2 separate regions of the Mus musculus genome follow, and region 2 is linked to region 1. A link is a contact called in ENCODE Hi-C or POLR2A ChIA-PET data. All regions are on one chromosome and are shown on one strand. The core of a region is the stretch at or near the end of the contact, and the rest is flanking DNA. Distances in the headings are between cores, read along the strand shown. Region 1 holds the start of Anapc13 (anaphase promoting complex subunit 13). Region 2 has its middle 4.9 kb from the start of Gm46150.

The links. Hi-C counts contacts between places; a loop is a spot of excess contacts on that map. ChIA-PET counts read pairs that join two places held with the same protein, here RNA polymerase II (POLR2A).
Region 2: POLR2A ChIA-PET joins it to region 1 with 21 read pairs in embryonic stem cell. The contact joins the enhancer-like site here to the promoter of Anapc13 in region 1. A Hi-C loop is called at or near these places in 1 of 37 maps with a recorded cell type or tissue (gastrocnemius). POLR2A ChIA-PET finds 5 or more read pairs at or near these places in 4 of 5 experiments (Patski and embryonic stem cell).

Annotation. Positions count from the first base shown.
Region 1 is chr9:102,623,271-102,629,825 of GRCm38, reverse strand. Anapc13 (anaphase promoting complex subunit 13) reads right to left here and starts at 3,530. Exons shown (of 3, transcript NM_181394.3): 1 at 3,480-3,530; 2 at 1-63. The coding sequence starts at 36. It overlaps Cep63 (centrosomal protein 63), which reads left to right and starts at 3,702. Exons shown (of 17, transcript NM_001081122.1): 1 at 3,702-3,922; 2 at 6,233-6,270. The coding sequence starts at 3,845.
Region 2 is chr9:102,685,167-102,692,172 of GRCm38, reverse strand. No RefSeq gene overlaps it. Among named protein-coding and RNA genes, the nearest start is that of Gm46150, 4.9 kb to the right of the region's middle. Within about 2 kb of position 2,097, at least 1 of the 3 ENCODE cell types and tissues checked has a DNase peak (open chromatin) inside an H3K27ac peak, as active enhancers do.

The DNA.
Region 1 (6,555 bases), core at 2,281-4,780:
CAAGATCCTTCCATCTCGCTGTACCTCACTGTCCATCCTCCTGCAGCTTTGATCTTGTCAGGCCTGTAAGCCAAAGAGGTCTTTTTTTTTTTTTTTCTAACACAGTGAAGGTATAGTATAATCCAGGACTAGGATTCCTCATACTTCCACCTTGAAACTGGTTTTGTTGCTGTGCTTAACATTACCCCAGGAAAGGCCCATCTTGTATGTGTCAGATGACAACATAAAGACTCCAGTTCTCTCCTCACCTCAGCTGACATGCTTGATCAACACACCAGGCTGCTAGTGGAACCAGAGAGCAACACAGGTCTTCAGAATAAGGTCCTAGAAGACACTGCGTGGAAATGTAACTTTCTTTTATCTTTACCATCTTATACAATCACCCTTCCCTGCTTGTGATGTCTTTGACGAGTCTCTGACTTGACTCAGACCGACTTACCTGAGTGTCAGCTCCTGCTCTTGAAGCCCTCCCCTACGATTTGGCACAAGTCTCCACCCGTCTTGGCCCAAACATTGGCAGTCTAAAGGCACAGGAGCTAAGGGAACAGCTGGGTGACACTGAGCTGGGATGTGTGAAGTGACCAACCATAGGCCAGCTGCTAACTCTCAGGGCAGGAACAACGTGGCCAGCAGGGCTTACCCAGGAAACCACTTCCTTTCTTAAACAGCATCCAGACTGAACTCAACAGAACTATCCAAGATCAACGGTGGCAGCTCCAGGTTCTCTATCCCTCTGGGCGTCCTCCTTTTTGTTTGTTTTTTTGAGAGTCTCAAACTCTCTATAGCCAAAAGCAGCCTTAAGCTTCCAATCTTCCTGCCTCCACCAATGGGATTGCAGGCCTGTGCCACCGGCTCTGGTTACAGAACCAGGGTGTTGTGTATACTACAGTTAAGCACACTGCCAACCGACCTCCATCCCCAGCTGAGGGGGCCCTGCAGGAGTCCAGGGAGGGAAGCAAACTGTCAGGTGAGAATGAAAACTGGGTTCAGACTGACTTTATCAGTCTTGCTTAGACTTGGGGGGTCTGATGCTAGGCGGTTTACTCCGAACAAACTTAAACATAGTATGATTTGGAAGAAAGTTTCCTGGTGTAATAACAGTTTCTGGTGCACAGGGAGGTGCAATTACATTGAAACTCGACTTAGGGTATGTTATTTCTTCCAAGACGATGGGTTCTAGAGATAGGTTACCTGTACTAGCTTAAGGGTCTAAGGAAGGTCATACAATAACATAGACATCATCTGGTCTCTTAGCTACTTCTGGAGCTTAGGGAACCCCTGCTTATCAGGGTCATTTAAATTACTAGCCACCCTCGGTCCTGGTTGTAGGTTGATGTGGCCTGGCCCAACAGATAACGCAGATCACCAGGCTGTCAATCACTTCCAATTCCCAGCTTTGTGGACTGAACAAGTTTTATATCTCTCACATTGGAAGAACAATCCTGCATGCTTAACATCTCGGCCTCCCTGGATATGTGAGGGTGCAAGAACTTTTGTGCTGTGATCCCAACACCCAGCCTACTTCCTTCTTGAAAGAAACAATGTATATGTGTAAGTTCGTGTGGAAGTCAAAGGACAACTTGGGGATTTTGGTTCTCTTCTTCCACCAGGCGGGTCCCAGAGATTGTACTCAGGTTGCCAGGCTTGGCAGCAAGCGCCTTTAAGCCACTAAACCATCTTGCTGGCTCTCTTCAGTGCCTGGTCCAAGTGCTCAGGATGCTTGCTAAGCTCCCAGACCACAGATTGTTCCACATTTTTCTCCTGAAACTGTTGCAGTCTAACTCAGTCATCAAGCAGTGCTTTTGGGTTTCTGGCTTCCAAGTTTGTTCCTTATCACAAACACACCCTACTGTGCTCCCTGCCACAAAGTGGCAACCCAAGGAAAGGTCTTGTGAGGATTAGTACCAGTGGCTCTCTCAGGAACTGTTCTGTTTCCGAGAGAAGGGAGACTCATACAAGAAACAAACTGTGCTACGCGGCTATGTGCTTGCCTCCAACAGAATAAAGGCAAGCAAGCTAGCGCTATCTACCTAGTCTGTAGGAGGGAAAGGGCTTTTTACTTTAAAAAATTAAACAACCTGGGGCCTGGGAGGAGGTTCAGTGGAGTGAAGTGCTTGCTGTGCAAGCAAAAAGACCTGAATTCAGATTCCTGGCACCCGCAGAAAAAGCCTGGCACGATGGCACACTTGTGTTCTCTGGGAAGCTGCCAGGCCAGGCAGTTTAACTGAATCAGAAAGCTCCAGGTTTAAGATTCAAAGTAATAAAGGAAGACACTGATGTTGACCTCTGGCCTCTACACTCATCTACAACTCCACCTGTACGCAGAAATCTCCCCCACCACCACAACTTTCGTGTACGCGTATACACACACACACACACTGAAGCTCCCTCTGCCACGTTAAAACCAGGTGATAACTTAGCAGTTTTCCTCAGACATAACCAGACCCTAGCTAGTGGATAACGCAAAGCCAGCTGAAGGGCCACTTCTAATCACCCCTCAGGGTTTGACAAGCCTTTTGTTTTTGTAGCTGAGCCTTGGGCTGCATTTCACACCTTCTGGTGCTGACTTTCCCAGTCCCTATGGATTGCACCTTTTTCTAAAGTGCTCTGACTTTCTCTCCAGCTTTTCAGCAGGCTCTGTCCTTGAATGCTTTGCTGCTTGCCTCAAATGATCTATGAAACAAGTCAGGTCAGCTTTGTGACTGACTGGCAGGGTACTACTGTCTCCAGCGGTAATGTAAGGATACCCAGTCTTTCCACAAGTTCGCCTCAATACTTTGTAACATGACTCTCTTCTACATGCTTAGAAACTAGCACGCTTTTCACCCACCCCCGTCCCTCATCACTTATGCTTGGCCGTCCTTCCAAACACATCTATTTTCCTGGGTCAGGTGCTCGGGTGCTCACCCTTTACGTAAACAGAAAGTTCCCCCGCTCCGGATACCAGATAATATCAAACTCTCAGCTCTCAGATTGTTTCCTTTAGACCCCAGGCTGAGTGCAGTCCCAAGGGTCCATTCCTTCACCAGTCCCCTAGATCTCTGGGCACAATACGTGACAACAGGAGGAAAGCTTGTCACATTGCCCGGATATCTCTTTCTAGACATTAGATGCGTACGTCCTATGAGACATACACACCTTTCATGCACACAGCTTTGTAAATGTATTTCTAAGCTACGAGCACGGCGCCTACACTAAAATGGCCCTCGGAGGCCACCATCCTGGGACACTACAGTCACCCGCTGCAGCGACTTCCGGTTCGAGGGGTGGGAGGATACTACATGCGGAAGTGCAAGGGGGGAGGTCGAGCGTCGCCATGGGGGCTCCGTTCCACTCCGCACAGCGTGCAGTAAAGAAGTGGCTCTGAAGCTCGGTTGAAAGTACCGGCCCGCGCCTCTGGAAGCGGTAGACGCCGGAGTTCGAGGGCGAACGCTTGGCCACCCTCGGAAACCCGGGCCGCGGGCGCGAAAAACCCTTACCCACTGCGCGCGCGTCGGCTTCCTCCCGGCCCCGCCCTTCTTCTGGGTCACGTGACTCGCGGCGCTCTCAAGCCCCGGATGTGGGTGAGTCCAAGCGCTGCGGCAGGGGGCGGGACGGACAGCGATTTGTTGTGACTTGCGCGCATCCCCGGCCGGAGGAACGGCGGGCAGGCCCGGGGGCGCGCTCCGCCGGAGGCGCGCTCTGCCGGGGGCGCGCTCTGTAACCGACCGCATGCCCCAAAGACGGGCGAGCTGCGGCTAACTGTGGTGCGGTCTCGGCCCTGGCCACGGTGGTGCCGCTAGGCTCCAGGCCTCATGGCCCGCGGCCGCAGCTCGTTGCGGCCCACCTGCCGCGGGGCTTTCCAATGCCGGGTTGCGGCTGCCCGGTCGTCGCGCCCCTGGGTTCCTCCTCCTCCCTATGGGACTCTGGGCTGGCCGGCCAGGTGCTTCGGCCTGCGGGAGGGCGGGCTGCGGGCTGTGGGCTGCATGGCTCCCGGGAAGGGACCCGGCTGCTGCTGCTGCCGCCGGTGTAGGACCAGGCCTTAGCGTTAGCCGCCCAGCGGGAAGCCCGCAGGGTTCCTTGGTGATGTTAGTATGAGAGGTGCGGAAATGTGGCGGGAACCCCTGATGGCAGGGGAATTGCAGATGGCTTCACGCTTTCAAGTCAAGCATAGGAAACAAGATTGGTGGAGTGAAAGTTTGGAAAGGGGAATTCCACAACAGCGCTTTCACGCGGAGACACTTGACAGTGAATGGGCTTTTGTCCTTTACAAAATCGTGGAGTTAGTGCATTCTGATGTCAGACCTAGTTTTCATTTACAGACTGTAGACTTGTTGCCAAAAGTGCTCCCCATTCTCCCCAACTAGCGCTGGCTCTCCTTTGTAGCTATGATCTGGAACTTGCAGTGTAGACCAGGCTGGCCTCAAACTCAGAGATGGGCCTACCTATGTCTCCTAATTAAGGATCCGCGCCACCTCGCCTGGCTTTCTTGAGGCCAATTTAGAGTTTCAAAAATGTATTACTTTATTATAGCTCTTTGTACAACTCGAATATTTGTATTTTATATTTTGTATGTAAGTCAGAGATCAATGGCTATAGTTATCTTTAGCTTTTTACACTTTTTTTTTTTGTTTTGTTTTTCGAGACAGGGTTTCTCTGTGTAGCCCTGGCTGTTCTGGAACTCACTCTGTAGACCAGGCTGTCCTCGAACTCAGAAATCCGCCTGCCTCTGCCTCCCGAGTGCTGGGATTAAAGGCGTGCGCCACCACGCCCGGCTTTTACACTTATTCTTAAAGGCTGCAGCTTAACGATATGATGAAACGAATTATCTTATTTGGAATGCAGCGCCATTTTTAGGTTAATTTTTGTCCCGTGCTCTCTGTCTTTTACTGTGTCGTCCTCAGTGGTCAGTATAGTAAAGGAGGCTGCGAAACTAAAGAGGGTTAGAGACTTAAACCACAGACACATGTCCCTTTAAAATGTGTATATGCTGAAGTTTCAGAAACAATGGAGATATTGTTAATCATGCTGCTGCTGCTTCCTCCCGTGGAGCGGTAGGGACCGGTTACTTAGGCTTTCCTGTACTGTGTGGTGGCTGATGGTGACAGCATTAGTCCACACTGTCATAGCTTAAGGTGCTCCCCATGCCAAAGGCTAGAGTTGCTTTTTTAAGTTTTACAAAAACCACAGTACTATTTTTACATCAGTACAAATTTATAAAAAGCACACAGTGTCAGTGTCCGGTGAGTTCAGGTTCTTCAGCTATTCCATATGTGCTTGTAATACCAAAGTTGTAGACTTGTAGACCAAAGTCCTACAGAGAACTGTCAGCTGCATTCGGTTGCTAGGCCTTCAAAACCCTCTAATCAATAATCAAAACCCTCAATTTCTTTCTTTCATATATATACATATATATTATATACATGTATTATATGTGTATATATGATATTTTCTTTATTTACATTTCAAATGTTATCCCCTTTCCTAGTTTCCCCTCTGAAAATCCCCTATTTCTCCCCCCCCCCCAAGCAGGTTCTTACCTCCCGTTTCTTTATCACTCAGGTTTAGCTGGTTGTATATATTTTTGAATTTATGCCTCTACCTCTTCTATGACCTCTCCTTCACTGGCTAAATCTTGAACTACACTATCCAGTGTGGCAGTCATCAGCCAGCCCTGACATTTTAAATGAACTGTTTGGTTCCCCAGATGCATTAGCCACATTGGAAATGCCCAGCACACACAGGCTGCCTAGTGGCTATTGTCTGATTAATACTGATAAGATGTTTCCATAATTACAGAAAGTTCTGTTGCAATACAATGATCTTTTGAAATACAGTGTTAGATTCAGCCTTGATTTTTGATGGCAGGTACAAGAAAACTCAAAGGTATAGGTTTTATATTATAAAAATTATCTGTTGCGTTCATTGTCAGGGAGACTTGTAATGTCTGAGTCACCCCACTAGGGATGTTAGAATTAAGCTGTGTATGTCGGGGTTCCTGTGCTGTTTGCTCAGTTGAGCCACCATGAAATTGCCCAAGAGCCTTTGGTCAATAGGGAGCTCTTCATGGCTAATAGTGCCTGGGCCGATTACTGAGTGAGAGCCACCGTGGTGCTTTCTAGTGGCGTCATGTGCCCAGTGCTGCTTAGCTGGCACTCTTATGATGAACTTGCCTTCCGCAGCTGACTATCCTGAAGTACAGTTTGTACAGGAATGGCAAGCAAAATGCTTAACTCCGTTCCTTTCTTTTCAGACTACAGCAATGAATTGGTGGCCTAGCAACCTCCAAAGGTAACCCAAGGGCTCCACCTTAAAACAAACAGATAGACTTGAATGTGTTTAAATCTGTGACGTAGCAACCTCCAAAAGTAACCCAAGGGCTTTATCTTAAAAACCAACCAACCAACCAACCAATAGGCTTCTATGTGTTTACATTGTTTGAACATATAACAATTTTTTAAAAAGATTTATTTATTATATGTAAGTACACTGTAGCTGTCTTCAGACACTACAGAAGAGGGCATCAGATCTCATCACAGATGGCTGTGAGCCACCATGTGGTTGCTGGAAATTGAA
Region 2 (7,006 bases), core at 848-3,347, 64 kb before region 1:
TTTGGGGGTTTTTGTTAGGTTTTTTTGTTTGTTTGTTTTGTTTTGTTTTTCTTTTTTTACCACGTGGTGTGCGCACCAGGTGTACCTCTTTATCTGCACACATTTGAGGCGCATGAACATATGTGCTTGAAACCCGGGGAGGTGGTGTGGGCACTGAGCTTGTAGAGAGGATACCCCTCTGTGAAAGGGATTCGGTTCTGTTCCAGAAGAAAGTCCATACAACACCAGGCATCGGCATTCCCAGTATTTCCCTCCAGTCTGATTTCATGCTCTCCCCCGCCCCGCCCCGTACCCCGTTTGTAGGGAGAATTATTGATGGAAATTCTAGAAGATTTAGGGTCAAAGAAGGCCAGAAAAAAAAAAAAAGAAAGGAAGGAAGGAAGAAAGAAAGAGAAAGAAAGAAGAAAATGAAAAGTTTCCTACCTTTAACCCATTAGGAACCTTAGTGCAATAATGCTTTAAATAACTACAGCCTCTCTCAGAATGGCCTGAGACACCTCACCCCCAAAACTTGCTTCAGGTAGGACAAAGGGTGTCATAAAATAAAGTGACTCTCAGCATAAAACAGGGTGAGACTTCTCTTGTCTGTTATCAAAAGGCCCCATTTGCTCTTCACTCTTCTGCCACGACTCCCTCTGAGAACTCCGACAGCTGTGTTTCTCCTTCCCACAGTGCATACTCTTTATTAAAACTTTTATATGCATTCTGGTCTGGTAAATATTTTACCCCCAAGCTTTGGGCAGGGTCTTTCCAGGGTCCCAGCCTAACAGAGCAGGTCCCAGTTTGCTCCAGTGGAGACAGCTGGAGCCAGGTAAGTGGGCCTCCTGGGGGAGTGGACACTCAGGGGTGCACTCTCCTTTCTTGGTGCAGACTAAAGAGACCTCCAGGAAGGGAGTAGTAACTCCCATTGAGCTGTCTGCCTGGAGACACCATCCCCAAAGGCCCCCTTGATCCCCGACCTTCCCTCTGCACGATGTGTGCTGGCTACTAATAGAGATCCAAATTGAGCAGTGAGCCCAATGGGTCTTTTGTGCAATGAGGTGAAAGTTCACATCTGTCCACACTATCGCCTGTCTTTGGGGCTTTGTTTTCCCATCCAGGGAAAACGTTGATGGACTGCATGGGAGTGAGATGTGTGCGTGTGTGTGTGTGTGTGTGTGTGTGTGTGTGCGCGCGCGCGCGCGCGCGTTCTATAAGGTCCCTACAGGGGATGAGGAGGCGCCTAGGTTTGTGAGCACAGAGATTTAGAAAGGTGAGGTCACCATGACTTCAGTGTCTGCAACTTTGGATTGCTTGCGATTGTTTTCAAACTCAGGGAAGTGTTTGAAATTTCCTCTAACGGTAAAGCAGGATGGAAGACGGTAAACAAACTTGGGAGAAGAACAGCGAGGCGAGCGGCAGGCGGCTAGTGGGTCCAGAAAGCGCTGCACCTGTGATGGCAGAAAAGACAGGTTCTTCTTTCAACCCGGCATCCCCAGAGGCTGCGACAATTGGGGTAAACCAGAGGGGCAAACTCGCAGGCAGACAAAGAGAACATCTGCATTTGAAATGGGTTCCCACCCGGGGCTCCAATGGGAGGCTCGCTGCGAGATCTGCCTGCTGAGTAGCTCCTCCTAGAGAGAAAAGCTTCTCCGAAAAGCCCAGTTGTGTACCCTCAACCCTCTGACCCCCAACGAAACCCCTTGGAAAAGTCAGCAGACGGGAGAACAGGACCCTCCCTCCTCCAACCCCCACTCCCAGCGCAGACTTGTCTATTTTACTCAAGGTCACTTCCAAACAGGACTGGAATAAACCCTCCTTGTTTGCTTCTTTCTGGGACTTAAGCCCCGGGTCCCCTTGGGTGTCGTCCAGGACGCCAGGCGTGGCTGCTGACAATGGCGTTCAGACGACAGATGGCGGGCGGGAGGGCGGGGGCGCAGGGCAGGTGCGCGGGGAGCGGCTGAGCGCCGGACGCCCGGCTGCCAGGGTGAAAAGATCTCTAGCTGTGGGGGGCCGCTGAGTCTGGGAACAATGAGATAATTCTCCACCGCGAACGAACGCACCCCCTCGGGGTGGGGGTACTCGGCCACGCGCCAGCAGAGGAGAGCCGATTACTGTGCGGCATTGGTCCCCCGCAGCGCCCTGCTTGCCCCCGCCCCGCTACGGGAGCTCTGGGCTCCTGGGCACATTCGTGCACACGCTCAGCACACTCCGGGGGCCAAGAGGAGGGCACTGACAAGAGCAGACGCCTGCAGAAGAAGGCTGTATTGTTTTGTTTTTATGGCGCTTGAGGACCGTACCGCTCCCCCCCCGCCCCCACTCTCTCAACCATTTGGATTTGGGAGAAATGTTCAGCCAGCATCTTAAGCTACCAGAGACTGGGTGTCTCGGGCAGGGCAAAGACAGAGAACCCTGAATAAGATTGAGGTGGGTTTCGCTCCGCCATGGCTCTGCGATTTGAGGGAGGGGACGGATGTATGCTAGATTGATTGGCTTCAGTACCAACCGTTTTACTAAGCTTACCCCCTCTGCTCTGTGTTTTATCTTAAATCTCAAACTGACATGGGAGGTAGCAGAAGGCAGCACCCTCTGACCATCCCTTGAGGCTGGGACTTTCATAGAGCTAGGTGTTAGCATTTCCTCTAGGCTCCGCCTAGCAGTTACCTAGCAACAGCCAGGTATGAGCCTGGCTCGTAGATAAAAAGAACTCGCCATCTTTTTTGTGTCTCTGTCAGTCTGTTTTTCTCTCTCCTTCCCTTTCTCCCTCCCTCCCTCCCTCCCTCCATCTACTCCTCCCTTCATCCCTTCCAACTTCTTTCTCTCTCCCCACCTGTTCCCTAGAGGCCTCTTCTTCTTTCTCCTCCCTCTTACTGTCCCCCTCTGTCCTCTTTTTTTTTTTTTTCCCCTCTGCCTCTGCTCCCTTCCTCAGAACCCCTTCCCACGTCCCAAATAAACTTCCTTTTATGCTACACCCGTTGTATGGCTGATATGACACCTGGTGTGTGTATTGGGGGTGGGGAGCGCCTCAGCATGGGCCCGCTAAGGCACCCCTCTCCCTCCACATCATACCCCGTTTTATAAAACATATCAACCACTAGGAAGGCCTTTTTATGAGCCAATTGTTCCAATTGTACCTAGGTTTGGGACTTTGAAGCAGACTGTGTTGACTGTGTCTTTAGGAAAACTAAACAACAAACAAAAGCACACTATCAGTTTGTCTCTTTTTATTGGACTATTGATGACAATAGTTAGATCTAGGGCGCAGGTTGTCATCACCAAGTTCAATAAGGTGATTTCCTTTTCCTGTGCTTTCAAGTGAATTGTTGCCACTCTTGAGAAAAACAGCGTTAGGCGAGGGAGCTAGGGCTGACTGTTCACCCAGGAGTTCGGTCAATACTGGTAAGGCTTAAGCAAGCACTGGGAAGTGGGATTGTCTTAGGATTTCTATTGCTGGGATGAACACCATGACCAAGAGCAACCTGGGGAGGAAAGGGTTTACTGAAAGTCAAGTCAGGAACTCAGAGCAGGAAACTGGAGGCAGAACTGAAGCAGAAGCTACAGGAGAGCCCTACTTACTGGCTTGCTTCCTATGGCTTGCTCAGTTAGGTGGTGGTGGTGGTTGCTGCTGCTGTTGTTTATATAGCTCAGGACCACCTGCTCAGAGATAGCACTGCCCACAGTGAACTGGGTCATCAAGAAAACACCCACAGGCCAATCTGATAGGGGCATTTTCTCAAGATTGGCTTACCCTTCTCAGACGACTCTAGCTCTGTCAAGTTCACAAACAAACAAACAAACAAACAAACCACCCAATCAGAAGGGAATGTAAGGAAGAGCATGCTTTAGAACTGTGGAGAAACCTGGGACCCTAGGAAGAGGCTGCCATTACATTCCATGAAGTCATCTATACTTTGTGTCCCATCCCAGAACGGAAAAGGTATCAGATAATAGACTAAGTCTTCTTGCCATTAAGGTTGGGAGAGACTTCAGAGGCCAGGCCAGGGGAACATTTTCCAGATGCTTCCAAGGGAGACGGGCAGTCTGCCAGAGTCTGCCATACAGTCTTGCATGCCTGCAGCTGTCACAGTCAGGGCAGAAACTGCCCCTTTCACCACGGATAGAACAACCGTTCTTTAGTGGGGCTCCTGTGCTCAGACCTGAACCTCAGTGAGCTTAGAGAGTAAGAGGGTATTTGGAGGGGGACAAAGGACCCCACCCCCAGTGATATAAAGCTTTTAAAAGAGGCAGATGACAAATGAACCTATGGGGGTGTGGTAGGGGGCACACCTGCAGCTATTTATATAAAGTAAGGATACTGAACTAAAAGAGCGATTTTTCCAATTATACAGCTCATCAGAGGAATTGGAAGAGAAAACAGTCATTATTATGCTGTTCAGTGGCAAAGATGACCTGGATCCACAATCAAGTTACCCTGAAAGCACAACACAAAACCAGTGACAGAGACCAAAAGGGACGTTCAGTGTAGGACGGTGGAACCTTGCCAGGCTAGAGGGCACAGCTAATGCCATACCACAGCTTGTCTTATAGCTCATCTAGAGTAGCCGGAAGACTTTAGGATTGCTAGGATTAAGAACATAATTTTGGAGCCAGGAGTGGTGGCACATGCCTTTAATACCAGCACTCAGGAGGCAGCGGCAGACAGATTTCTGAGTTCAAGGCCAGCCTGGTCTATAAAGTGAGTTCCAGGATAGCCAGAGCTACATAGAGAAACCCTGTCTCAAAAAACAAAAACAAAAAAACAAAAACAAAACAAAACAACAACAACAAAACATAATTTGGAGCCAGGTGTGTGGTGCATGCCTTTAGTCTTAGCCCTTGGGAGACAGATGTAGGTGGATCTCTGAGTTCAAGGCCAGCTTGGTCTACAGAGTGAGTTCCAGGACAGGCAGGGCTACACAGAGAAACTCTGTCTGGAAAAAAAACCAAAAACCAAAAACCAAACTAAACCAACCAAAATAAAAAATAGTTTTGGAAATAGCTTGATAGAGGATACGTGCATCTAAATATTCCTTCTTATTTTGATAATAAGCACCTAGAAATGAAAGTGGGAAAACATTTTCTTTATAAGGCTAGCAAAAATTGCATAGTGCTTAGAATAAATTTAGCACAAAGAAATACACTTTTTGTAGAGAACCATGAAATCCTTTTGAAAGAAACAATATTTTTTTTAGGGATACAATATCATAAACAACCATTTGTTTCTAAACTAATATATACACGTGATAGATTATATGTCTATAGGGTTATTTAATACAATAAAATAGTGGAAATGATTCCGAGGAATAATAAATACTCCCCAAATTTAGATTACACCTTAAAAAAACAGGTTAGGTGTGGTGGCACACACCTTTAATCCTAGTACTATGGAGACAGAGGCAAGTGGATCTCTGTGAGTTCAAGACCAGCCTGGTCTATGTAGACTTTAGAGAGTTCCAGAACAGCTATGACTATTAAGAACCTGTCTAAGATATCTAGAGATATCTAGGTGAAGAATAACAGGAGTCTGTCCTCAACAGATATCAAAACAATTCAAGTTCACTGAAATCAAGGCATTATGATACTAGCACAGGCAGAGACAAAAAAATTATAAATAAATTATATAATCTGTAAATAGATTTCAGATCCCATGAGTACTCATTATGACTAAATAGGTTTATCATTAATCCAGTGGCTTATGGGATATATTATTGATAGCACAGGCAATGTAAGAGGAAATTTGACACAGCCTCTTATACCCTACAAAATAAATTTAGGGAAGCTGGAGAAACAGTTCAGTGGTGAGGGGTGAGTGTTGCTCTTGCAGAGACTGGGGTTCAGTCCTCACACCCACGTCAGGCAGCTCACAAGGACCTGTAGCTCCAGTTCCAGGGGACCCAACACCTCAGGCCTCTCCTGACAACCGGAACTCATGTGCACACCCTCCCACACACACCCCTAAATTAAAAAGAAAATAAATCCTTAAATAAATCTGTTTAAAAAAACAAATCTAGATTGATCAAAGATAAACCATAAAGAACAAAGCAAGGCAGGTAGGAAAGATACCTCAGTCAGTAAGGTGCGTGCCACACGCAAGCCTAAGGACCTTGGAGTAGTAGCCAACACCATGCAAATCATCAGATACGGCGATGGGTACTTGTAATCCCAGCATGGAGATGTGGGGACAGGTTGATTCCTGCGGCTCGCTGGTTATGCTGAGTCTGTGAGCCTCAGGGTCCCAGTGAGAGAGACCTTGTCACAGAAGACAAGGTGAACAGCTCAGAAGGAGCGGTTATCCTCTGGGCTCCACACATGTGTACTTACCCTACACATAAATCTCACACACTTACACAAAAATTGAAAAAGTAATAAAACAAGAACTTTGGGTAAGAAAATCTAGAATGTCCTTTATACAAAGTATGACAGTTGGTTTTTTTTTTTAATTAGGTATTTTCTTCATTTACATTTCCAATGCTTTTTTTTAAAAATTAACTTATTTCTTTCTTTTTTTTTTTTTTTTTTCCAGACAGGTCTTTCTGTGTGGCTTTGGCTGTCCTTGAATTTACTCTGTAGAGCAGAGTGGGCTTGAACTCACAGAGATCTGCCTGTTTCTGCCTTCCAAGTGCTGGGATTAAAGGCGTGTGCCACCACCATCCTGCAGAACAGTTCTTTTTAAACAGGGAAAGGTAAAAATGATAGATTAATTAAAAAAAAACATTCATTTAAATTCTCTCTCTCTCTCACTCTCTCTCTGTCTCTTTGCCTGTCTCTCTCCATGAGGAGGTCAGAGGGATATCAGATTGTATGGAGTTAACAGGCAGTTGTGAGCAGCCTGATGTGGGTGCTGGAAATTGAACTCTGGTCCTCTGCAAGAAGAATATGTGCTTTTAACTAGTGAGCCATGTCTCTAGCCCATTTTCTTTTTCTTTCTTCTTTTAATTTTAATGTTATTTTATTATGTATATGGGTGTTTGGCCTGCATATACATCTATGCACCACATGTGGACTGACTTGGATGCCAAAGAGGTTG